3 separate regions of the Mus musculus genome follow, and regions 2 and 3 are each linked to region 1. A link is a loop called in an ENCODE intact Hi-C map of the cell type or tissue named here. Cell type or tissue: left cerebral cortex. All regions are shown on one strand.

The links. A loop is a pair of places that touch in the nucleus more often than their neighbours do. Peaks named below come from ENCODE experiments on the same cell type or tissue, not always from the same donor. Only the 100,000 strongest peaks of a DNase experiment are listed, where the experiment ranks them.
Region 2: it touches region 1 in a loop (7-fold over the local background); 2 of 42 quality-filtered maps call a loop at or near these places.
Region 3: a loop joins it to region 1, with 4 times the contacts of the local background. A loop is called at or near these places in 2 of 42 quality-filtered maps.

What each region holds. Positions count from the first base shown.
Region 1 is chr12:8,920,268-8,928,267 of GRCm38, reverse strand. Laptm4a (lysosomal-associated protein transmembrane 4A) reads right to left here and starts at 6,961. Exons shown (of 7, transcript NM_008640.2): 1 at 5,974-6,961. The coding sequence starts at 6,309. In left cerebral cortex, a CTCF peak has its summit at 4,400; DNase peaks (open chromatin) are centred at 5,544, 6,311, 6,627, 7,059 and 1 more place; H3K4me3 peaks cover 2,649 bases; H3K27ac peaks cover 2,001 bases.
Region 2 is chr12:8,767,674-8,775,673 of GRCm38, reverse strand. Sdc1 (syndecan 1) reads right to left here and starts at 4,278. Exons shown (of 5, transcript NM_011519.2): 1 at 3,973-4,278. The coding sequence starts at 4,038. It overlaps Gm4755 (a long non-coding RNA gene), which reads left to right and starts at 4,403. Exons shown (of 3, transcript XR_381238.4): 1 at 4,403-4,709; 2 at 5,046-6,163. In left cerebral cortex, a CTCF peak has its summit at 4,649; DNase peaks (open chromatin) are centred at 2,837, 4,024, 4,243 and 4,598; H3K4me3 peaks cover 2,296 bases.
Region 3 is chr12:8,669,148-8,677,147 of GRCm38, reverse strand. It overlaps Pum2 (pumilio RNA-binding family member 2), which reads right to left and starts at 2,889. Exons shown (of 21, transcript NM_001160220.1): 1 at 2,668-2,889. In left cerebral cortex, a CTCF peak has its summit at 3,092; DNase peaks (open chromatin) are centred at 2,547, 2,629, 3,028, 3,713 and 3 more places; H3K4me3 peaks cover 2,605 bases; H3K27ac peaks cover 1,605 bases.

The sequences.
Region 1 (8,000 bases):
TTCTTGATTAATGATTGGTGTGGGAGGGGAGGGCCCAGCTCACTAGACATGGTGCTACTGGACAGGTGGTCCTGGGTGCATAAGAAAGCAGGCTGAGGGCTGAAGAGATGGCTCAGTGGTTAAGAGCACTGACTGCTTTTCCAGAGGGTCTGAGTTCAATTCCCAGCAACCACATGGTGACTCACAACCATCTGTAATGGGATCTGATGTCCTATTCTGGTGTGTCTGAAAACAGCTACAGTGTACTCATATACATAAAATAAATAATTCTTTGAGAGAGAGAGAGAAAGAGAAAGAGAGAGAGAGAGCGCACTAGCGAGCGAGCACAGGATGAGCAAAGCAGCAAGCAGAGCATTTCCACAGCCTCTGCTCCAGCCTAGGTTCCTGCCCTGACTTCCCCTTTATTATGGACTTGTTATGTGCAACTGTAAGCAAAACAGTCCATATCTATTTTTGTTCCAGGCCTAGGCTGTGTTGCTTATGACAGATTTACATTTTGAAACTGGACAGTGTGATACTTCCATCTTTTGGTCTAATGCTTTTAGTTGCTTTTAGTCATGGTGTTTCATCACAGCAACAGGAACCCTAAAACACAGACTTTTGTCAGTGCTTCTCCTATATTCTCTCCTAGTAGGTTAGTCTCAGCTTTATACTCAACTATTTTGTAATATTTAAGTTGGCTTTTATTGAGAGCAGGATCTAGTCCATGCCATTTTCCTAGCAGTATTCACTACAGAAAATGCGCTTGCTCAAATGTGTATATCTAGCACTTCTGCTGAGAATCACCTGGCTGTGGGGAGTGTGGGTCTATTTTTGGGTTTTCTATTCTTTTCCATTGGTCTCTAACTATTTCTGTATTTCTGTACCAGGCCTAAGCTGTGTTGGTTATGATAGCTTTACATTTTAAAACTGGACAGTGGGATACTTCCAGCTTTGGGGGTTTTTGTTTGTTTGTTTGTTTGGTTGGTTGGTTGGTTGGTTTGGTTTGGGTTTTTTTGCTCAAGACTTCTTTGGCACAGCCCTGAGTGGCTCCACTCACCTTTTAGGAACTGTTTTCTCCTAGTAAGTGAAGGACAACATAACAGGTACTACCTCACACTTACAGATCGCTTTGGGTACAAAGCATCTAACAATACTAGTAGTTCTGATTCGTGCCTACGGGATCTTTTCATTATTTGTGACCTGTTCAAAGCCTTCACGGATGTTTTATTCTCATCATAGACTAGATTTTTTCACCTCTGGCTAGTTACTCGCAGAAGTGTTTGTTTTGCTTGCTTTGCTTTTTTAGCTATGACACAAGCGCTTTCCTAACTTCTTGTTCAGGTAGTCCTCACTGGTGCATAAACACGCGATATTTGAAGTTGTTTTACTACTCTTTAAATTTACTAATTCTCAGATTATTTTCAGTTTTCAGGATTTTCTATATATTTGATTGTGTCATCTGCCAATACAGAGCCTTGATCCCTCCTTTCCTATCTCTAAGTTCTTCATCTGTTTCTCTTAGCCAACTGCTCTGGCTATGACTTTTCTTTTTTTTTTTTAAAGATTTATTTATTTATTATATGAAAGTACACTGTAGCTGTCCTCAGATACTCCATAAGAGGGCATCAGATTTCGTTATAGATGGTTGTGAGCCACCATGTGGTTGCTGGGATTTGAACTCCGGACCTTTGGAAGAGCAGTCGGCACTCTTAACCACTGAGCCATCTCGCCAGCCCCTGGCTAGGACTTTCAATACTATGTCGAACATAAATGTTGAAAGGAAGCAATGCTGATTTGGTTTCTGATCTTAGAGAAGAGCTAATTTGGTATGATGTTAGCTGTCAGTATTATCTGGCTGGCTTTTATTGTGTTGTATATCCACTTTAAGAATACTTTCAACCAGTATGTATGTGGATATTTTGCCTGCATGCCTGCTAGTTAGTGTACCACTTGCATACCTGATGCCTGGAAGAAGCTAGATGCTGTCTGATCCCTGGAACTGCAGTTACAAAGTTGTAAGTCACCATGTGGGTATTGGGAATAATCTCTTATCCACTGGGTCATCTCTTCAGCTCCACCTTTTTCATGTGAAAGGATGGCAAAATGTATTAACTATGTAACTGCAGCTACTGAAATAGTCCTAGGGATTTGGTTTTCTCTCCCTCGCACTCTCTCTCTCTCTTTTTTTATACCATTTTTAAAATTTTATTTAATGTCTGAGTGCTCTGCTGCATATACATCGGCCTGCATGAAGAGGGCATCAGTTCCTCCTATAGATGGTTGTGAGTCATCATGTAGTTGCTGGGAATTGAACTCAGGACCTCTGGAAGAGCAGCCATTGTTCTTAACCACTGAGCCATCTCTTACCAGCCCCTGGATCTCTATTCTGTGTATATATTCTGTGTATATTCTGTGTCTGCCTTTACTGACTTGCATGGGCTGAACCATCCTTGCACCCTTAGGAGGAAACCCACCTGATCCTGAGGATTTACTTTGTGATGTGATGTTGAATTCTGTGTATCGGGGTTTTATCGAGAATTTCTGCACTGTTCATCAGAGATACTGGCCAGGACTAACGGGTGAAAGGCCTCTGTGGCATGAGGATGTCTTGACTTCTTCCTAACACTATGTTACTTAAGGTTAAAACATCCATGACAAAGTCCACCTTAGGTCTATAATGTGAGTTCCAGGACATTCTACACAGAGAAATCCTGTCTCGAAAAAACAAAGAACAGAACAAAAATATGCATTTATATCATAAAGACTATTTCTTGAAACAGGTTTTTTAATTTATGAGTTATTATGTACTTGAGTTCATATCTCCTTAGAATTAAAAAAAAAATCTGGCTTCAAATGATAAAGAAGTAAACTTGAGGAATGTAGAAATGGAAGCCTGAACTCACTCTAAAGTCACGTATTACTTATGCACTTCTTTCACATTTAAACTATTAGATGCAAACTCTTCAGGTTTGGTACCTCTGGTTCTATGTCCCCCAGAACTATTATTCAATACCAACCATTAACACTTAAGGGTTTGGTTTGGTTTTAGAGCTATCATCCTATGTAGCCTAGGCTGGCCTATCACCAAGGCTGAGTTTGAACTTCTGATCTCCTGATACCACCTCCCAAGAACTTATATTATAGGCTCCATTCAATTAATCCTTTGACATACATGATGGTATGTAAAAAAAAAAAAAAAAATCAATGTTAATTCTAGATTTCAAAGGTTTCAATATCAGTCACTGACAGAGTGTCCCAGACCAGCAGGAGGAAGGGCTGTGCCTCCACGTTTCAAACACCACAGAAAGCATCATAAATGCAGGCCTTGGTCCAGACAACCTGGCGGCTCATTATTCTCCCACACAGGTCCAGACATACTGTCCCCTGGAATCAAACAGCAGTGCTCATGACAAAGTGGTGAGGAAGGGAACAATGGCAAGGCGGAAATAAAGAGGAAAGGTCATTCGAGCTGTTGTCAGCTTATGTCTCTGCTATGGCAATGGAATGCAGAATTTGGACGAGACCTCTTTATTTGGAGGCATTATACATGATACTGTTTTCATCTCCTAAGTGCACCCCAACTAGCAGAAAGTATGTTTTCACACTACTGTAGAACTAAGGCTTGTACACTTTTTAAAGTCACCAACAATAACATACTAAGCAAAACAAATGTTCTCCTCCTCAATGTGATAAGAATCTGCATCACTGTGCCCCTTCTCCTCTGTGACTCTAAGTTCCACTTCCCTGGCTGTGCTCCTAAGTTCTCTGTAATACCATCACCATCAAGGGATGATGTCATGACCAAAGTAAGCAGAGCTAGAACCTACCATGCAACAAGTAGTAAGAATACTGAAGGCATGTAATATGGGCCATCTATCATCCCCTTCCTATGTTCCTCAGAGCCCTTTACACTGAAGACAGGCAATAAGTCTCTTATATGAATTAAAACAAACCAACTGAAACAGTTTACAATATTCTAAGCTGGAAGTTGATTCAAGACAGCATCTTTTCAAAGGCGGGTGTGTGTGTGTGTGTGTGTGTGTGTGTGTGTGTGTGTGCTTTTCACACCAAGAGCTTCAGTTGTGCTACAGATTTAGAACTCTCTCAATCCCTCTGTTAAAAACAAAACAAAAACCTGGGGGGGGGGGGAGGGCACGCTGGAGTAGCTAGGAACACTAGTTGCTGTCCTGGGTGCAATTCCCAGCACTTATAAAGGGCTTCAAACCTTTTAAGATGAAAAAAAACACCTCTTCAGTCATTCAGATATATTGGCAGCATTTCTCTATACTCTTTGTTAGTCGGAGTTTTTGATGCTGTGGCCTTTGTTTGAGGGAACTCAAAATGCAGATTGAAAAACTATAGCAAGGACTTTTTTCCTAATTTTAGTTTTTGTTTATTTTTATTTCACTGTGTGGGTGTTTTGTCTTCATGTTTGTGGTAACTTGTGTGCAATGTTTATAGAGGCCACAAGAGGCTAGATTCTCCTTGGACTGGAGTTGCAGATGGGTGTTAGCTGTGTAAGAGGAGGGATGGAAGAAGAAACAGGAAGATGAAGTTTTCAGGCAAGAATCCCAGGTGCCAATCCTATTTGCTTTGCTAAGTTCAATGAAGGTCATTTTCTGGGAGAAAGCAGGGAGGTAAGAGGACGATGGGGAAGACAAGAATTAATCATTTAAGAGAATGGAAGATGGTGAAGGACAAAGAAATGAAAAACCCATACTCTTAACAAAAAGGAAAGCAACAGAAAGTGAGATATACAACCCAACTGATTGTCAGTAACTAGTCCAGGTCCAGAACTACAGCTCAGGTAATGTATGCAGGAGGCAGTTTCTTAAAGAAAATGTGATGGAATTAATTCTACAGAAGCAGTAGGGTGACTCTCTGAGTACAGAAGTACTGAAAACGTGAAAATAACCTCATCGCAAGCATACCAAACCACATTCAAGCTTTCCTGGGGCTCTTCTCTAATGTACATAAGGATACAAGACGGAAAAAGCTGCAATCCTGCAGAGGTCTGATAGTCCCCTGGGGTGGGCTGGGAAGCCATCTGCCTGAGGAAGATTTTCATCTGGTGTTCTGCCAAAGTTACTAATGACTTCAAGATACTGGGCGGGGAAGAGTAAAGAGAAGGAAGAGAGGACAGGGGTACGCCTCTCCCTCCTTTGCTCTTCATGTAAGTATCAGAAACTGCACACTAACTCCACTTCCTACCCTCACCCCCCACCCCCACGACGAAATTTCAAAAGTCATCCAAGTGGTCACGCCAGCAAAACATGTTCCTCAAAGCTTCGGCAAAGTTTAATTGCTTAAAACTATCTTTAAAAAATCACGGGTTTGGAAATCGCAACAAATAAGTTCATATGAACAGATACTGGGAACTAATTTTTTTTTTAAGTCACAAGACTTTCTGCCGAATATGGAACCAACAAGCCCGTCCATCTGCTGTGACAGAATCACACAGATCCTGGAGCCCAGAAAATGTCAGTAAGGACATAGCAGGCTTTCAATAAACATCTCTTCCAAACCAAGGCGGCCTTGGGATGAAAACCCACCTGACAAGGCAGGGAGGGGGTGTAATGAGGAAAATCTGACCCACTGTAAATTCTGGCTAACGTCTAGACTCAAAACAGAGACCTCTGGCTACATCACCGAACGCCTCAACAAAAACTGCAGGAGGCACCCGAACTGGATTTCGCTTTCGATTCGGACAAAACGTCCGAACTGGCTGCATAACTGCGGGACAATAATTGTTTCGATGGGGGGGTGGGGCGGGATGAGGGTTGCGCACTTCCCGAACCCGAAATGACGATCCTATTCCCATCCCCTCCCAAATCCTGGGGAGCCCCATCTCGTAAAGCCTCAGTTCACAGTTAAAAGCACCCCGAAAAGTAGCGCCCCAACAACTTTCACGTCCCCGCCCCCTGCCCACCAGGCCCACTTGTCGCGCAGGCGCACTGGCCTGGTGGAGCGGCCCTGCCAGCCAGCCCTTACCATGTACCAGGTCCCCAGGATGATCGTCCCGGTGCGGACATGGCAACAGCCGCAGCACCGGGTGCTGTAGAACCGGTCGCTGCGGCTCCGTTTGAAAGTCATGGACACCATCCGGAACCTCGCGGGCCTCGTTCTCGCCCAGGCCCCTGACAAAAGCTTTCGGCCCAGCGGTTCAACCCAGACGACTCTACGACGGTGTCCACAGCCAAAGGACGCGTCTTCTGGCCCGCCCTCGGCCCGGGCCCTTGCCAACTCCTGTGCGCCTGCGCTCTGGGCGCCCGGCGCCGCTCTCGCGGGACGTCGGCTCGGAATCTCTCCCTCCGCCTTCTGCCACATACAGACCAACGAAGAGCGGAAGGCCGGGCTACCTGGCTTCTGATTGGAGAAGATGTGGAGATTGAAACAGATCACGCCCAATCAAAAGTTCAACTCTCTCCGGCGCTGTTTGACCGCGGTGCGCGTGGCTGGGCTCGCTGTCGGGGGCTGTAGGAATTGAGGGTAACTCGGTAATTCACCGTCTCCCAGACGAGCTCCGCAAGGAGGAGAAGGGTGAAACAAGACGGAGTTGGTGGCAGACAGCGGGCACGGAGATTTTTGGCGCTGTCTTTCGCCACGTTGTCTTTGTCACTGCGAGGCCCACGTGACGTATTCGTGCTCTATTGTTGGGCCTGTCGGGGCGTGCCTGCGGGAAGGGGCGTGGCTACCATTCTGGCGTGGCCCTCTAGGCTCAGACCAGAAAGGAGGGCTCGCAAGTAGGCTAAAGGATTGGATTTCTGTCCTTCCCCCATCTCTCTGAAGCCTACTTAGAGGGAGCCAATAAATACCACTGGACTCTGCCAAAGGCCAAGGGATTAAGGAAAATGACAGCATGATAAAGTGGAGAAACCGCTTAGCTGTTGAGTTTATACAGATAATAGTGATTTTTTTTTTCTTCTTGAAGAGAAAGATTGTGAAGGACATTGAAATAGGCCAGAAAAACAAGCAAAAAAAAAAAAAAAAAATAGAGAATGAGAGAGTGTGTCTTAAGTGAGAAACAAGCCACACTTTTCTGCATGCTCTGATGCCAGAGTGAGCCTCAACTTTCTGTGGGATGCTGGACATTTCTACAGCATGTTACACGAGACTCACTGACTCATACCTCTTCTCAGAGAAAGCCATTTGACATAAGTTGGGTGATTCAGTTATCATTTTTACTTCAACAATGGGTGCTTTATATTCACTCTATAGTTCCTTCTAACATCTTATGATCCTCATTAACTGAGTCAAGTTTTTGACTGAATTTATTTTGTATTTGTTTTAAGATTTGTGGCTATCAGCCGGGCTGTGGTGGCGCACGCCTTTAATCCCAGCACTTGGGAGGCAGAGGCAGGTGGATTTCTGAGTTCAAGGCCAGCCTGGGCTATGCAGAGAAACCCTGTCTCAAAAACAAACAAACAAACAAACAAGGCTTGTAGCTACCTTGAGAAGGAATGAAACTGTACCATAGTGTGCAGCTGTGGATAATAGGCATAATCAAATAAACACTGAATAATTTCAAAGAACCTCAAAAGTATTTTGGAAAGAGGAAGGGAAGAGATGTCAGGACAAAATCCATGCCTTTACCATAATTTAAGCCAGTAGACAATGCTAGAATTTTATTAATGAAAATATAGTATATATGAAGAGGTGGTAAGTGGGTAAAGTGCTTGCAAAGCAATCGTGAGGATTCATGGAAAACCAGACGCTGTGGCTTTACCTTTCTGTAAAACCCAGCTGTTACAGCCAGACAGATGTCTTGAGTGAGGAGACATCCCTGCAAGCTCTCTGGCCAGCTAGCCTAGTGTATGAGGAAGCAAATGAGGGGGATGCAGGATTTGTGGGTCTTTAAGGTTCCTAGAATATGTGTGTGAGTGAAAAAACGCTACATGTGTAGCAGTCGCTAGAGGAAGCCAGAAGCAGACATAAGATCCCCCTGGAGCTGAAATTGCAGGCTGCCTGATGTGGGTCCTGGGAACTGAACTCTAGGCATCTGAAAGAGCAGAAAACAC
Region 2 (8,000 bases), 150 kb after region 1:
TCGCATATGGTGGCTCGAGTCTGTAATTTCAGCTCTTTGAAAGTTGAGACAGGAGAATTGCTAAGAGTTCAAGGCTACCGAGTGAGGATCAGTCTCAAACAGAACCAAGGACCTTCGATTATCAATACTGAGAGTGAGCTAGCCTTGTTTGTTAGTCCAGGGCAGCTGGAGCTGATAAAGTCACCAAAGAGAAGACACTGCCAAGCTGGAACTCAAGCTCCTGTGTGCTTCCTGGCATTGTGTGCATCTCCCACCGAGGGAGTTCTCTAGGCTCTTCACCGGGCCAGTGCTTCATCATTTAGGAACAGGACAGTGGGGTGGGCAGCACGCTTCTGTCCATTCTACCTTGCCCTTTCTACACGCACACACACTGCAGCAGCCTCAACAGAGATTCCCGAGGGACATCAGACCCACACAGCCGGAGAGCTACGCAAAGGTGAGACCTTCGTGTTTATAAGAATTATAACCAACCTGATTTGTTTTTCAGTCTGATAAAGAAAATAAACTAGAATTAAACAGAGAAGCTCCAGGCTTGGGCACACCAGTGTCACTCTGCCTGCCAAAGACTGAGAAGGAAAAGAGAAGCTCCGAATTCAAACTGCCAGTCACTGGGACACAGTCTTCTTCAGAGCCACCAAAAACCAGGAGACTGCTTGACCTGGCGCCACTTGAGGAGGCCCAGCATCATGAGGGACTAAATACACCTAGCAGTGTATTGTTGAAGATAACAGAAAGGAAATAAGGGTTTCAGAATCCTGCTCAAAGTAAGACTGCTTTGTAAAAGTTGAGCACTTTTGGTGGCCTACACCTTTAGGCCCAGCACTGAAAGTTAGAAGTAGGTGGATTTCTTTGAGTTTGAGGCCAGCCTGGTCTACATATTGAGTTCCAGGGCAGCCAGGACTATACAGAGAAACCTTGTCTTAAAACAAAACAAAACAACAACAACAACAACAACAAAAAACAACCAAGGATACTTTATAAGGAGGCAATTTTGAGCTGACTGAAAAAAAAAAAGTCTGGCTACCATTATACATTCTCAAAGGACTTCAGGAATCCAAAATTTTGCTGCAGCAAGGGGGAGGGGAGATCTAGAAAGTACTGCCAAAAAAAAAAAAAAAAAAAAAGGAAAAACATCAATCTTTCCCATCATTCTTTCCAGTCCCTTCTCCCTACCAATGTGTGTTAATGAGGTTTTATTGTGGCCCATCAAGAGCCACAGGTAGGTTACAACCAACTCCACCCTCCCTGGAGAGCTGAAGCCAGCAGTGACATCATGCAAGCACAGGCCTCCCCCACTCCCTCCCATTCTGCCAGACCTGGGGAAAGTGTCTCTACTAGTCCAAATGATTACAGTAAGGGAGAGGAAAGAAAGGGAACAAATAGCAAGTCACTATTCCAGAGCAAATAACCATTTCTCCTATTCTATATAGGAGAAACAGAAGACCACAGGACACTGAGGGACAAACCTGCTTCAGTCTCTGGGGAGTAGTTGCTAGCAGCCTCTGATCCCAGCAGCTCCCCCCCCCTTCCCCATTCAAAGGCAGGCACCCAAAAGCACTCCCTATCTCTCTGGTCCCCAGGGCTGTCTGACCTGCTTCCCACAGGAGCTTAGGGAGCCCTGAGAAAGGGACCAGCTCTCTGGCAATTTGTGGATATGTGCTCTCATTTTAAGTAAATCCCAGCTGCCTTCATTTTTCAGGAAAAGGGGAAGCTCTGAATATGTCCTCACTCTTATGCACCCACTTTTAAACAAATGTGGGGTTTTTTTTTGTTTGTTTGTTTGTTTTCTGTTAGAGAGAAAATAAACCAAACTTAAAAAAAAAAAGTAAAACGAACACTCTTGCCTCCAAGTGGGAGTCTGATCCTAAAGCTCAGACAGTGACCTGGGGGCTCAGCTCATCTTCTTCCTCCAGGAAGCCTTCCATTGAGATAATTCTACTTCCTAGACCTGTTTCCCTAGAGGGTTCAACCTCCCAGGCCAGCACACAGGAAGTTCCGGAAAACGCCACCTCTAGTTGTCTACTCAGCATTATTAATGGGTGCTTGAGGGGCTTAGGTCACAGGAATATCTGCCTCTCTAAAGACACCAGGGAAGAGAACACCACCTCTCCAGATCCTGGCTGGAAAGAAATTCAGTACTGCATCTGTACTGCCCCAGTGAGGCCTCACGTTGGGCCTAGAGAACAGAGCCGGAGGTAATGCCAGGCGGGCCGGGGAGGCATGCTAAGTAGCTCCACTTTCTTCTCCACAGTGGTAACTATGATTCCAGGCATAATCTGAGTCCCACAAAAACCACAACCCTCAAACAATTTCTTGAACCTTAAAGCCAGGAGTGCACAGGAGACTCAGTTCGGAATTCATAGCCCTCCCAGAGAACCCTGATTTGGCGCCCCCACACAACCCCAACTCATGGGCAATACAATTATGGAGGCCCTCTCTTGGGCTCCAGAGTGATGGAGAGCACCAGCCACCTGGGAAGGAGCGAAGGCAATGCCATTAACAGTGACTGGGGACGTGTCCGTGTGCCACTTTATTTGTACACGACCTTGGTATCTACCAGCGCTCAACTCTCCTTCCCTGTGCACGTGTCTGCCTTTGCCAGGACTATCGAAGTTAAGCAGACCAGATGTGGCGGTGGGAGACTGCCACTTCCGGGAGGGATAAAGCCTGAGGCTCCGCACCTCGCCTCTGCCTTCCAGGGGTTGGGCAAAGCCGCCAGTGGAAAGGACACCCGGGACTTCACAGCGGGTGCGGGGGCTAGGGGCGTGGACACCCGGAGGGCAGCGCTGACACCTGGCGGCGACCCAGGACCCGGCCCACGTCAAGGACCAGCGCTGCGGGGCGGTTCCCAGGGAAGGGTTACAGGGGCCGAGAACAAAGCGCCCCCGTTGGGGAAGGCGGGCTAGCGGACGGCGGCTGGGGCGGGAGAGCACTTTCTGGGGTACCCTCGACCAAGCTCTTTGTCGGCCAAGCCGCTGATTAGAGAGACCGACCCCCACCAAAGGTGGATGGCTGCATCCTACCCAGAAGCTTTCCCCCACCAGTCGCCAGCTCCACGTTCGTCCCTCTTTCCCCGCGGCCCTACTGGGCGGGCCAAGGGACCCGCCTTCCCTACGCGCGGCTTCAGCACAAAGCCGAGTCGGGGGAGGGGAAGAGCCGTACCGGGGTCCACTCGCGGGGAGGGTCCCCCGCGCGGGCCATGCGGAGGAGGCCCTCCGGGGGCAGCACAACTTCAGCGACCCCAAAGTTGGGTTCTTAGGGTCTTCAGCGTTCTGAAGCCAACTTCCCGGAACCTCCCGCTGCCAGCTCGGCCCGGCTCACCTGGGGCAGCCAGAGAAAAACCGAAGGTCCCTGAGCCACCCTCTTGTGTCCCACAAACAGCCTTAATCCCGTCCCTCCCGCCACCCCGAACGTCAGCTTCCCCCTGTTCCCGCGCCGGCTCTGCTGTGCCCAAACTTGCCCCGGTGCAAAGGGCCGAGCGCCCGGACTCCGCGGCGCTGGGGGTGCAGCCTGCAGTCTGGTTTGAATTAGGGTCTATGGAAAAGGCGTTGTGGCCATGGCCACTGCATCCCTCCGGGACACTGGCGGAGGCCAGGCCGCTGAGATGGCCAGCAAGACAGCAACGGGAGAGAGCAACTCCAAGCGGCGCCTAAGGCCGGCGGAGCGCCTAAGGCCGGCGGACTCAGACCCATGTGGAGTCGTTTTACTTAATTGGGAGCGGGGAACCAATGGAGGTTCCACTCTGCAGGACGCCCGGACCACGAGCTGGGATAGCCTCCTGGCATCCACGGACCGTAGAGGAATTGGGACAGGAGTCCTCATTAAAGGGCTCACCATCCCAGGATCCGCCAGGCAGCGCGGGAAGAAGTCCCCGCTCCCCTCCCCCTCCACGTGCTGCCGCCTGCATGGCATCGGCGAGTGGCGAGTCCCGGCTTCCCGCCGCCTCCCAGCCCTGCCCCGGGCCACACTCACCGGGAGGGCAGGCTGCAGGCGCAGCGCCAGCGCGCAGAGCCAGAGCCAGAGCGCCGCGCGTCTCATGCTGCCCAGACCGGCGGCGGGAGCTCGGTGGGCTTCGTGGATCCGAGTTGCCGGTTGCACGGAGCTCCGGGCCGGCTCTGCTGATTGCTCTGCGCTTTGCTGTCCCAGGCTCCTGCCCAGCTCGCTGCTCTCTCGAGCGAGGGCTGTAGGTTTCGCCGGCTGGAGTCAGCTCCCGACTGCCAGGTCCCTTCCTCTGCGTTAGGCTCTGTCTCCTCTGGCCCGCACCTCTCCCGCGGAGCTCCGCCTTATAATAAACCCAAAGGCTCTGCAGTTGCAAAACTAGCCGCCCACCCCCAGCTCCGCGGGCCTGGGTAGTCCCAATCTCCACCCCTCGGGCCCCGCCCCCTGGGTTGCCCCGCCCCTTGGAGCGCCCCACCCCCCAGGGATCCAGCCACACCCCCTTCCACGCCTCCTAGGATCGAAGCCCACCCCACTCTTCAGCTCTTGCAGGTCTGAGTCCCACCTTCCTCCCCTGAGCACTGGTGAGTGCCGGCAATCTGTAATTCCCGCGTCGCACCTTCCTTGATGCGTAGCTGACGGAGACCCAGGTGCACTCGCTACTATGTCCTGGTCCGGAGTCCGGAGGCACTGCCCTGGAGAAGGGCGATTGTTAGTTCTCTACGTGCGAGGCTGCAGCGCCCTCTGGGCGAGGACACCCAGGGGTCCTCCAGGTGAGCAAGATTTTGGGGGCAACCTCGGAGCCCCACAGCGATGAGGCTATATATAAACCGAGGGATCGATGTATGGTTCCCACCTCCCCACGGGCTGAGGATAGGGGACCCCTGAGGTCTTGGTCCTTTACTTAATTGCTGGGAACTCCAGACCTTTAAAGACCTTTAAAGACATGAGCACTGTCTGGAAGAGCTGGCTTTGTTATTGTTTTTATTATTATTATTATTATTATTATTATTATTATTTTCTTTTTTGCTGTCTTTCTATTTATAGAAAGCCCCTTCTCTTCCTTGTCCAAGACCAAAGGAAAAAATAAATGGCCTCTTTGTTTCCAGGTGACCGCAGGCCTAACCAGCTGCGGAGCTCCAGTTGAATTCCTGTTCCTTCATGATTCTCTATGGGGCCTGGACCTCACAGTTTCCAACGTCCTTCAGACGTGTCAGTCCAAAAAGGAGCCCAGAGAGCCTACAGGCGAGGCAGATAGCAGCGAGAGCAAGGAGGAAGAACCAGCCCTGTCTTGCCCTCAATCTGTAGATGGTGCCAAAGGCCCTTTGCACCTGCAAGGCAGGGGCCATAGATGGCATCCATCCTTGTTCCTCAGCCCCACATCAGCTGGCCTGGACTGAGAAGCTAGATCTGAGGCTCAGCGTCTCGGGAAGTCCCCAGTGTAGACTCTACACTGTGGAACCAGCCTTCTGGGAATTCAACAGCCTCCTTTACACACACCACACCTCCAGCAGTAGCCCAACAACCAGCACCCAGTTGTGTTTGAACACTTTTGTCCTCAGGAAACTCTCCCTTTTGGCGTCTCAGCTGCCCTAGGTCTAACTATGGGCTACATACAGATCCTGCCCAGTTCTTGCCTAGATCCTTGAGGGTCTTGGTAAAGAATACCCAATAGCAAGGCTCAGGAAGGCTTAGGACCTAAAAAGCAGGTGCCTCCTAACACAGTGGCTTTGGGATCTGAAGTCAGCTCTTCAGTCCTTTGAGCCTGATATTTGGAGGAAAATAGGACACTTTGGTATTTTACCTTCCTGTCCTCTCAAAATGGGGGCGGGAGGGGGGGGGGGAGACGGGAACAGGAAGGGACTGATGAGGCTGTTTCATGTTTTAAACATGACCAGCTTGATCTTTCCTTCCAACTGCATAAGTTTAGCCCAGATCAATGAGACAGTAAAGAGGCAACGAAGACGACTCCTATAGGGAGACCCCAAGAAAGGCACATAAAGAAAGGAGGCTATGGTCCTGTTGACCTCAGAGCCCAGGCACCCTACATGGCTTGTGATTCCTCCCTGTCCTCAATATGCAAGAGGTTGGAGAGATGGCTCAGGGGTTAAGAGCACTGACTATTCTTCCAGAGGATCAGGGTTCAATTCCCAGCACCTGTATGGCGACTTACAGCTGTCTATAACTCCAGTACCAGAGGATACAACATCCTCACACGGACATACATGTAAGTGAAGTACCAATTTACATAAAATAAAATAGAATACTAATTCTAAGAAAGAGAGAGAGAGAGAGAGAGAGAGAGAGAGAGAGAGAGAGCCTTTGTTCCAGCACCCCTTACATCTAAGCTGATGGAGAGTAGGTAGGGAGCTTAGCGTCTGACTGCAGGTCTGCATGCAATTGACATCTGAGCTGGAGCAGACTGTCTGCATAGGTTGACAGTGTCTGTCAAGCTGAAAATGCATTAGCCCTCTCACCCAGGATGACTTCTCCAGGCCATTTGACTTCCCTAATAGGCATGCCGAATGCCTGTCACTGAAGGAAAACCAAAGTAGCTATGAATGGTCCCACATTTGAATTCCATGCAGTATTTCTGAAATGAAGCTAGTTAACTCCTAATATGGAAAGCTTTTTCAAAACCTACTTTGAGTAGATTGTTGGGCTGCACACTTTTAATCCCAGCTCTCGAGAGGCAGAGAGACAGGCAAATCTCTAAATTTGAGGCCAACCTGGTCTACAGAGCTAGTTCCTGGACAGCTAGAGCTACACAGGAAACCCTGTCTTCAAAAACCTAAAAAACGGGGCTGGAGAGATGGCTCAGCAGTTAAGAGCACTGACTGCTCTTCCAAAGGTCTGGAGTTCAATTCCCAGCAACCACATGGTGGCTCACAACCATCCATAACGAGATCTGGCGCCCTCTTCTGGAGTGTCTGAAGACAGCTACAGTGTACTTACATATAATAAATAAGAAAATCTTAAAAAAACAAAAAACAAAACAAAACAAAAAAAAAAACTAAAAAACGAGGGCTAGAGAGATGGCTCAGTGGTTAAGAATAATGACTGCTCTTCCAGAGGACCCAGGTTCAAGTCCCAGCACCCACAACAATGGTAGCTCACAACAGTCTGTAACTTCAGTTTCTGACACTTTTACACATACATGCAGGCAAAACACCAATGGACATAAGATAAAAATAAATTTAAGGGGCTGGTGAGATGGCTCAGTGGGTAAGAGCACCCGACTGCTCTTCCGAAGGTCCAGAGTTCGAATCCCAGCAACCACATGGTGGCTCACAACCATCCGTAACAAGATCTGACTCCCTCTTCTGGTGTGTCTGAAGACAGCTACAGTGTACTTACATATAATAATAAAATAAATAAAAAAAAAATAAAATAAATTTAAAAAGAAGAAAAAAAAACAAAAAACTTATTTTGAGATGAAATATGTATCTCAAGTGAAAAATGTCTAACATATATACTACATAGAGTGATATATATACATACATCTATTAATGTTCAAAATGTTCTTTTAAAATGTTTGTAATAACCAAGCAAAGTGTCACATGCCTTTAGTCTCAGCACTTGGGAGGCAGTGGTAGGTAGATCTCTATAAGTCCCTGGCTAGCCTGGTCTACATAGTGAGTTCCCAAATAGTTGGAGCTACATAGTGAGACCCTGTCTTTAAAAGCCAAAATCCAAAACAAGCAAATAAGCAAACAAAAAGTATACATTAAAGAAGACCTGGGGGAGAAGGAGGGAATAGGAACCACAGACGAGAGCTTTTGTGTTAACGCTGTGTCTTTAGAGCATTTAAAATGAAAATAGCTATTTATATTACTGGTTTCATTTTTCTTGGGTTTGGGTAGGGTTTTTCTTTGTAGGCCAGGCTGTCTTAAACTCACAGCAATCCCCCCCCCATTGGTCTGTCAAGTGCTGGGATTACAATGTGCTTATTTTTTTTTCTTTTTTGTGACCCATGTACCCCAGGCTAGCCTATACTATGTAGCTAATGACCTTGGACTCCCCATCATCCTCAGCTTCCCAGGTGCTGACACCACAGGTGGGAC
Region 3 (8,000 bases), 250 kb after region 1:
ACCTCCTATATAATAATAATAATTCTACAGTGTTTCAAGCACTAGAAAAGTTTGAAAATATCTTTAAGTCCATGTTTCAACTACAAAAGCAGTAATTATTTAAAAACTGACTTGTTAACCAAGAGTGTTGCACGCCCCTTTGATCCCAGCACTTGGGATCAAAAACAAAAAACAACAACAAAAAAGAAGGCATGAAAACTGTCTGGCTTGCACTTTTTTTCTCCTTGTTTGTCTATTAGGCCTGTTGTAAGAGAATTAAGTACTATGCTGACCCCTTCCTCTCTTTTCCTGGGAGTGTGCCCCCAGCAGAAAATGTGTCTCACTTCATGAGACCAACCAGGATAGATAGTTCTTTCTGTTGGAGAGGATGGTGGTTGGCAGCTTGTGCTATAAGTGATTGTGTTAAGTCTAAAGTATTTCTCTGTGGCTTTGCCAGCATGAAAAATCGTTCGTTCGTTCCCCGTCTAACTTGCTTCTCAATTCAGTAGGTTCTGAATTTTAATGCAGTAGGAAAATATTCCTTCAAACTGAAATGTTTTGTTTTGAGACAGGGTTTCTCTGTGTCATCCTCTGGAACTCACTCTGTACACAAGACTGGCCTCGAACTCAGAAATCCGCCTGAGTCACAAGCCAATTTCAATTTACCCACCTACAAGTGCACTGTTTATTAACCTGCTAGTAAAATGGCCTAAAGCTGTAAATGAATACAAGTTAATCAAAGCCTTGTGAGATATGAGTATTTACATAGTGTATTTCAGATAAATACAAGAACAAACACCCACATACATACACACAAGCAGTCTTGGTCAGCGTTCTGGATGTCACACCTGGCCTAAATTGATTAGTACTTCTGATGTGGAAAAATACATTTTTAAAAGAGAAACTATCTCAACATTACAAAGAAGAGGAAAGAAAATCCATGGTTTTGTACCCATACTAAGTTACTTTAAAATTTTGGGCAGGCAACAAAGTAGAGGTAACAAAGTAGAGGTGGAGGACCTACAGCCAGACAACCTGAGTCCCATCCCCAGGACCCACACGGTGGGAGGAGAGAAGTAACTCTCACAATCTGTCCTCTGACCTCCATACACAAGCCACCAACACAGACAAGAAGTTACACAAAAATGTAATATAATTTTAAAGAAAAAATTACTTTAAAATCTTACTAAATATGAACTACCTAAAGGAACTTTAGACTCAAGACAAAGAAATTTTATTAAATCAGCTTAGATTGTCTGAAAATGTTTAAAAGTGCTCCTGGCAAATCCAGTTAAGGTAAATCTGCTAGACTGATAAAATGAGAAAAATAAAATTAAAGCCCTGAATACTGTAGCAAGTTTCTGAAATAAAAAAGTTATTGTAACTTTTTCATGTCGAACAGCTGTGCTCCAAAACATCAAAGACAACCCTACAGAACTTAATCTCTCCCAGAATCATTTTAAAGACATTCTTCAGTTAAAGAACATGCAGACAATTACTTATGACTGGTCACATGATGTAAATCATTTATAAACAGCAGGATATCGGACTAGCAACAGAGGCTTATTATTAACCAATTAAAAATAATCCATCTTTGTATTTTTAACAGGATTCCTGGCCAGAATTCCCTAAACCATCCTCCATTCACCCGGTCACATGGTTAGGAGTCACGAATCTAAGCGGTGAACAAGCTTCAAACACGCCAAGGTAACTCCTTAAAACTGCTTTCGTGACACACTGTATCGTTTCCAGGCACTGCACCCTGCTAAGCATTTAAAAACATTTCTCCTGAAATCATCACAGAAAACCCCTTCCTCCAGATTTCTTTAAATCTGAAAAAAACTATCATAGCATGTCTTCTTTTGTACATAAAACGTCTGAATTCCATTCCCTTCCCCAAAAGTTCAGCTGTTACAGAATAAAAGGCTACGAGGAAAAAGAAGGGTTTCTAAAGCCGTATTCTTGGAAGAAGCACTAACTTTACACGTGTTCGGCCATAAACTCCGCACAGTTTATTTCCCCTCAAATTTGACCGTATTCACAAGCAAAACTAAGGTTCGAATATCTGAAGTCGCTGTTTTGGTCTTCGGCTTTCAAGTTCCTCGTTCTTCGGGTACCGAAGAGATGTTCCCCTAACAAAAAGCACCACGTTCCTTTCTAAGGCACCTGAACAGGTCGAACCCCAGTCCCGATTTTCTTTCACATTCACATCCGTTTGCCAAGGTTTTCCTGGACACTCGCAGGCCAGAGGACCACCCCGCACCCCAACCTAGCGACCCCCGCCCACCCACCCTCGCTCTCATAAACCCACTCCTTCCGCTTCACCCACTTCCACCTCGCACGTTTCTCTGGATTCACCGTGCTTCTTCCAGACTGTGGGCACCGAGGGGCTGGAGGCCGCCTGGCACCCACACGGATCTGGTCACTAAGGCCGGCAAAGGGCGCGGGGCGCGGGAAGGAAGCGGGAAAGCGGCGAGTGCGCCCCCTCCCCCGCCGGCGCACACCCCCTTCCGGCTCCCCTCCCCCGGCATTGTGCGAGCGGGGCCCAGGCCGCGGCCCGCCGCGATCCCCGCCCAGGCCCGACCCGTTCCCGCCCGAGGCCTGCTCCCGCGGAGGCCGCCACACAAAGCCCAGAGCCGGCCCCCGCGGCGCCCACGGACCCGACGAAGCGAGCGCGGGCTGACTTACAGGGCTGCTGCGGCCGCGCTGCCTCAGCCGGGGGACACCGACCGTTGGGCACCGGCGGCGACGCTCTCGGCCGTCCGTCCTCCCCCTCCGCCTCCGGTGGCGGCGACGTCTTCTTTCTCCTCCTCCTACCTCCCTCCCCCCCACCCCACCTCCTTCTTCTCCTCCCCCTCCTCCTCCGAACCACCGAAGTACCGAGGGTGAGGCACAGAGACTCACAACAACATGGCTGCCGCCGCCGCCTCCCCTCCCCTCCCTCCCCCGCCCACCGGCCGCGCGCAAAGCACTGCGGGAGAAAGGGGGGAGCACTCACCCAGCCGCGACGCCTCGCAGTGAAGTGCGTACTTCTCCCGCGCGCCGGGCGCAGGGGGCCGGCCGGGGCTCCGCGCGTGCGCACTGGCGCGGCGCTCTCCTCGCGGGTGAGGCCGCCATCGGGCGTGCACTTCCCGGCCTTTACCTTCTGGGATCAGGGCTGGCCTGCACGCCGGACCTCTGGCGCTCTGCTCCCGGGGCTGGTCACGCGCCTCGTGTGGTGCTGCAAACCCCCGACTTTCTGTGTGAGACTGAATTTATTCATCCACCGCTTCCTCCCGGATATCTCATTGTTCTCCCTAAACTGCCTGTGTGTAAGCACTGCTGCCCATGCACCCCAAAATTGAAGTCTCTTTCCCCCTACTTCCGGTATGCTGGCACCTACAGGAGTTGTAGACCTTAATACAGCCCTACCGCTCAACGTTTATCTCCCCTTTTCCACTCAAATGTTGGAGGTTTAGGGATAAAAAAAAAATGCACCTTGTTATCGTCTACAGTAGGCAAGTGTTACTGACTTCCTGCAATTGATGAGCCAGGGGTACTGGGTAAGCACAAAAGAAACTACCTTGGCTATGTATCAGACTGAATGTTTTCTTATTACCAGTTACAGAATTGTCTTGCCCTTCCTTGAAATCTGCAGGGAACAACAATGGCTCCAAAGATTTGGTCGCAGTCGTTGGGACCACTTTCTATCACACCTCTCTTGGAGAGTTTAGGCCCTCATGGGACAACTTCCTAATTAATGGCTTACCTCCTGGTTTTGACAATCCAGGGCCTTTTAATTAACTCAGTGTCTTCCCTAGGCATCTGTGAGCTCTACCAGGCTAAGGACTGTATGTGCTTTGTTCATGTGATGTATCCTAGTGCCTGTTAAACACAGCTCTTTGGGTTTTCATCATTATAAAGACAGACTGATTTAAAATTTATCTTGCCGGGCGTGGTGGCGCACGCCTTTAATCCCAGCACTTGGGAGTCAGAGGCAGTCGGATTTCTGAGTTCAAGGCCAGCCTGGTCTACAAAGTGAGTTCCAGGACAGCCAGGGCTATACAGAGAAACCCTGTCTCAAAAAACCAAAACCAAAATAAATAAATAAATAAATAAATAAAAATCTTACTGTTGTATCGCTTTGACAGAATACTAAATCAGGTCATTAATAAAGAAAATAAATTTACTTCCCAAGCGTCTGAAGACTAGGAAGTCCAATGCTAAAAGTAGTGGAAAGATCCTTGGGGCTGTGTAATCAATCCCATGATAAAACTCAAAAGGACAAAAGACCAGGAGGGGAGGGCTTGAGCTTGCTTTTATAATAATCTACTCAAAATAACATATACTCCCTAGATAGTGATACTAATTTATGCAGGAGAGCCCTTTGACTTAATCCCACCTCTTTTTAAATATCAATATGCATGTTTGTGTGTGTACAGGTGCACATGTGTGTGCATGGCACGTGGAGGGATGAGGTTGACACTCTCACTGAGATTTTACTGGGCTGGCCGGCCAGTGAGTCCCAGGAATCCTTTTGTCTCTGTCTGCCAGGCATTGTGATTACCTATAGTTGCCACAATTCCCTGTTTTATAAACAGGTTCTGGAACTCAAACCATCTTTGTGCTTGCTCAGTAAACATTATTACCGAATGAGCCATCTCCCCCCAGATCCTCAATCCCCCTGTTATTAGGCTACCACTTCCCAACATTGCAACATTGTTGTACTGGGTTTTTAAATTCCAACCCATAAACATGTAGAGATAGATGCTTCTGCATCTCCCAGGCATATCACGTCTCTACCTCCTGCCCAAGTTTCAGGCTTCCATTTGAATATCATTCTTGTCACCAAACATACTAAGAACCCGTCATATCTGTGCCCTATCCCCAACCCTTACTTTGTCTCCACAATTAGCAATTTCACCACTGATTCATTCCTAAATGACTATTCTGAATCATTTTTACTATTTTCCTCTTTCCCCCACTCCCCTCATAGATAAATCGACAAGCCTCGCGGATTTTTAACTTCCCAAATACTTCTGCAGGCGTCTCCTTTCTCTATCCCTCCACTATACAGACCTCACTTGAATAGGTAGCTGGCTCAACCAGCCTTCCCTTCACTGGTCTCAGTCTGTGTAGTAAGTTCTTCTTGCTGCCATCTATCATACAAGCTCAACTCAACTCATGGTACTCAGACCTGTCCTTCAAGCATCCCAGCTCAATGTGTGTTCCAGGAGCAGTTCCCAAGTACTCTTGCTTGCTCTCTCCTCTCCTCTCTTCTCCTCTCCTCTCCTCTCCTCTCCTCTCCTCTCCTCTCCTTTCTTTTGGGTATTAATAGTTATTCCATTAAGAAATGTCTCCCAGACCATGCATGTTGGCTACATCTGTAATCTTGGCATTTAGGAAACAGAAGCAGAGAGGTCTCACTGGGGCAACTGGGACTGGATATGTGTGATGGTTTGTATATGTTCTGCCCAGGGAGTGGCACTATTCTAAGGTATGGTCCTGTTGGAATAGGTATGTCACTGTGGTTGTGGGCTTTAAGACCCTCATCCTAGCTGCGTGAAAGTCAGTATTCTGCCAGCAGCCTTCAAATGAAGATGTAGAACTCTCAGCCTGCCTGGATGCTGCCATGTTCCTGCCTTGATAATGGACTGAACCTCTGAACCTATCAGCCAGTCCCAACTAAATGTCCTTATAAGAGTTGTCTTGGTAATGGTATCTGTTCACAGCAGTAAAACCTTAACTGAGACTATGATACCCTGTCCAAAAAGGAAGAAAAAAAACTGTCCCTCAAGTTAAGCAGTTATGGGATGTATATGTTTTGCTTGCACATCCTTGTGCATTCCAAATTACCAATTTCAGAGGACTCAGGGTCTCCAAGCTGGATTATTGAATTCACTGAGCCTCTAGCTACAGTCATTATATAGACTTGTTTAGTCTAGGTAAAACTAAATGGAACCATCAGAGCCTCTTCTTTAGAGAATGGAATTGGGGTAAAGAGGCACTCCCCCCACTAGACAGTCTCTATGAGCTGGCCTTGCCTCTGGATGTAGAGAACCTCTTTAGTAGAGCTGAGAATGTTGTAACACTGTTTCTTTTCCATGTGGAGCTTTCTCTTCCACGTGCATAGGTGACTGCTGACTGCCTAGGTACTTGCCTGTATGGAAAACTTACCTGGACGCCTGGCAGTGCTGGCGCACGCCTTTAATCCCAGCACTCAGGAGGCAGAGGCAGGCAGATTTCTGAGTTCGAGACCAGCCTGGTCTATAAAGTGAGTTCCAGGACAGCCAGGGCTACATAGAGAAACCCTGTCTCGGGGAAAACAACAACAACAACAAAACTAGCCTGGAAAAAACTTTATCATGAATTACAGTGACCACAACTACTACTTCTTCTTGACTGTCTTGTTGCAGTTAGATCCAACAAGTTTCTACTGCAGCCAAGAATCTTCACCAAAGCCCATGTGTCTGTCTGGTGTTTATAATGTATAAACACCTTCTATCCAGTGCCCCCTTTACTCCTCTCAGCGTCCTCAGAGCAGGCCTGGTGTTGGGCATTGTACAAGGTCTCACCTAGAAAGGCTCTGCAGTTGGTTTAATGTTCTTGTCACCATCTAGAAAGTCTGAATGATTTTTGGAAGAGCAACCCCTGGTTTTTATTTTGACATACCCTGCCTGACCTATCAGTTATTATCTATTTAAGGAAAGGCTTCATTATTGCAAGAAAACTTCTTAGCATCTTGAAAACTAAAGTAGCCATTGTAAATACCCTAGTGAGAGACATAGAATGTAATGTTTCCCACACTAATTGGACCTAGAAGAGTTCTTTCTCATAGACTATCCCTTATGGCTTTGTGTTCTGAAGAACAGTAAGGGCCCACCTTTTAGTGATCTGACTGCCTTGTCCCACCCATCTCACTGCTCAGTGAGCAGCTCCTTGCTTTTGTGCCTTCACATACGCTTTGCGATCTCCTCTGCTCATTAAGCCCTCGTGATTATAATTGGCTTCTCTTTAGAGTTACCTACAAGGAAAGAATGTATTCCTCAGCTAATATAAATATCTTGTGTGCTTGGCAGTTAAGATGGACATTGTAATTGACACCTCAACCAGCCACTCTAATCACCTGGGAGCTTGTTAGACATGCCAAAATTGGCCCATGGCCAAACCTACTGAATCAGGATCTGCATTTTAAAAAGATTCTCAAGCAATGCCTATACAAAGTAATGTTTGAGAAGCATTAGTAAGCTAATCACAATAGTTCATCATGCTTACTGGAAATTGCTCCTGTAATGGGTGTGCCTTATCCATTTTGAATCAGCAACATACAATGAGATGCCAACTCAGAAAGCCAATCTCTCTCTCTCTCTCTCTCTCTCTCTCACACACACACACACACACACACACACACACACACACACACACAGAGGTTGTAAACAAGAACACACATGGTCTTCTTGGTCGCCTTCTTGGTTCCTGCTGTCAGGCACTTTATGACAAGAGAAGCCAGGCTGGGGTCAGGCTGCTGTCGCCCATCTCATGTGGTTCTTCCTTCTTCCCTAGTAACTAGCTCTGGTCATGAGACTCTTTTCTGTAGCCAGGACAGTCATCTTGGGACGTATCCATGTGACCTGTTATCTCAAGTGGTTCTTGACCAGAGTTGTACATCCCAATCACTCGGGGAGCATTTAGCACACACCAATTCCCAAGTCCTACCCCTGAGATTGTGGCTTAATGGGTCTGGGCTGGAGCCTAGACATTGGTATTTTTTAAAAGCTCCTCAGTGGTTAAAATGTGCAGTTATAATTGAGAAGCAGCAATTTAGGCAGATTGCATCCTAGAGCATAATTTCATCTTAATATTCCCTATGCAAGTGGCCCTTTCCCCCAGGACTGTTTGTAAAGCTTCTTGTAAATTCATTTTGTAACTTTGTTATCTTTATAAAAATAATACAAGTCAGAAATGGAGAAATGACCTAGAAGTTAAAAACACTTGCTGCTTTTTCAGAGGACCTCAGTTTGAGTCCCATCACCCACATGATG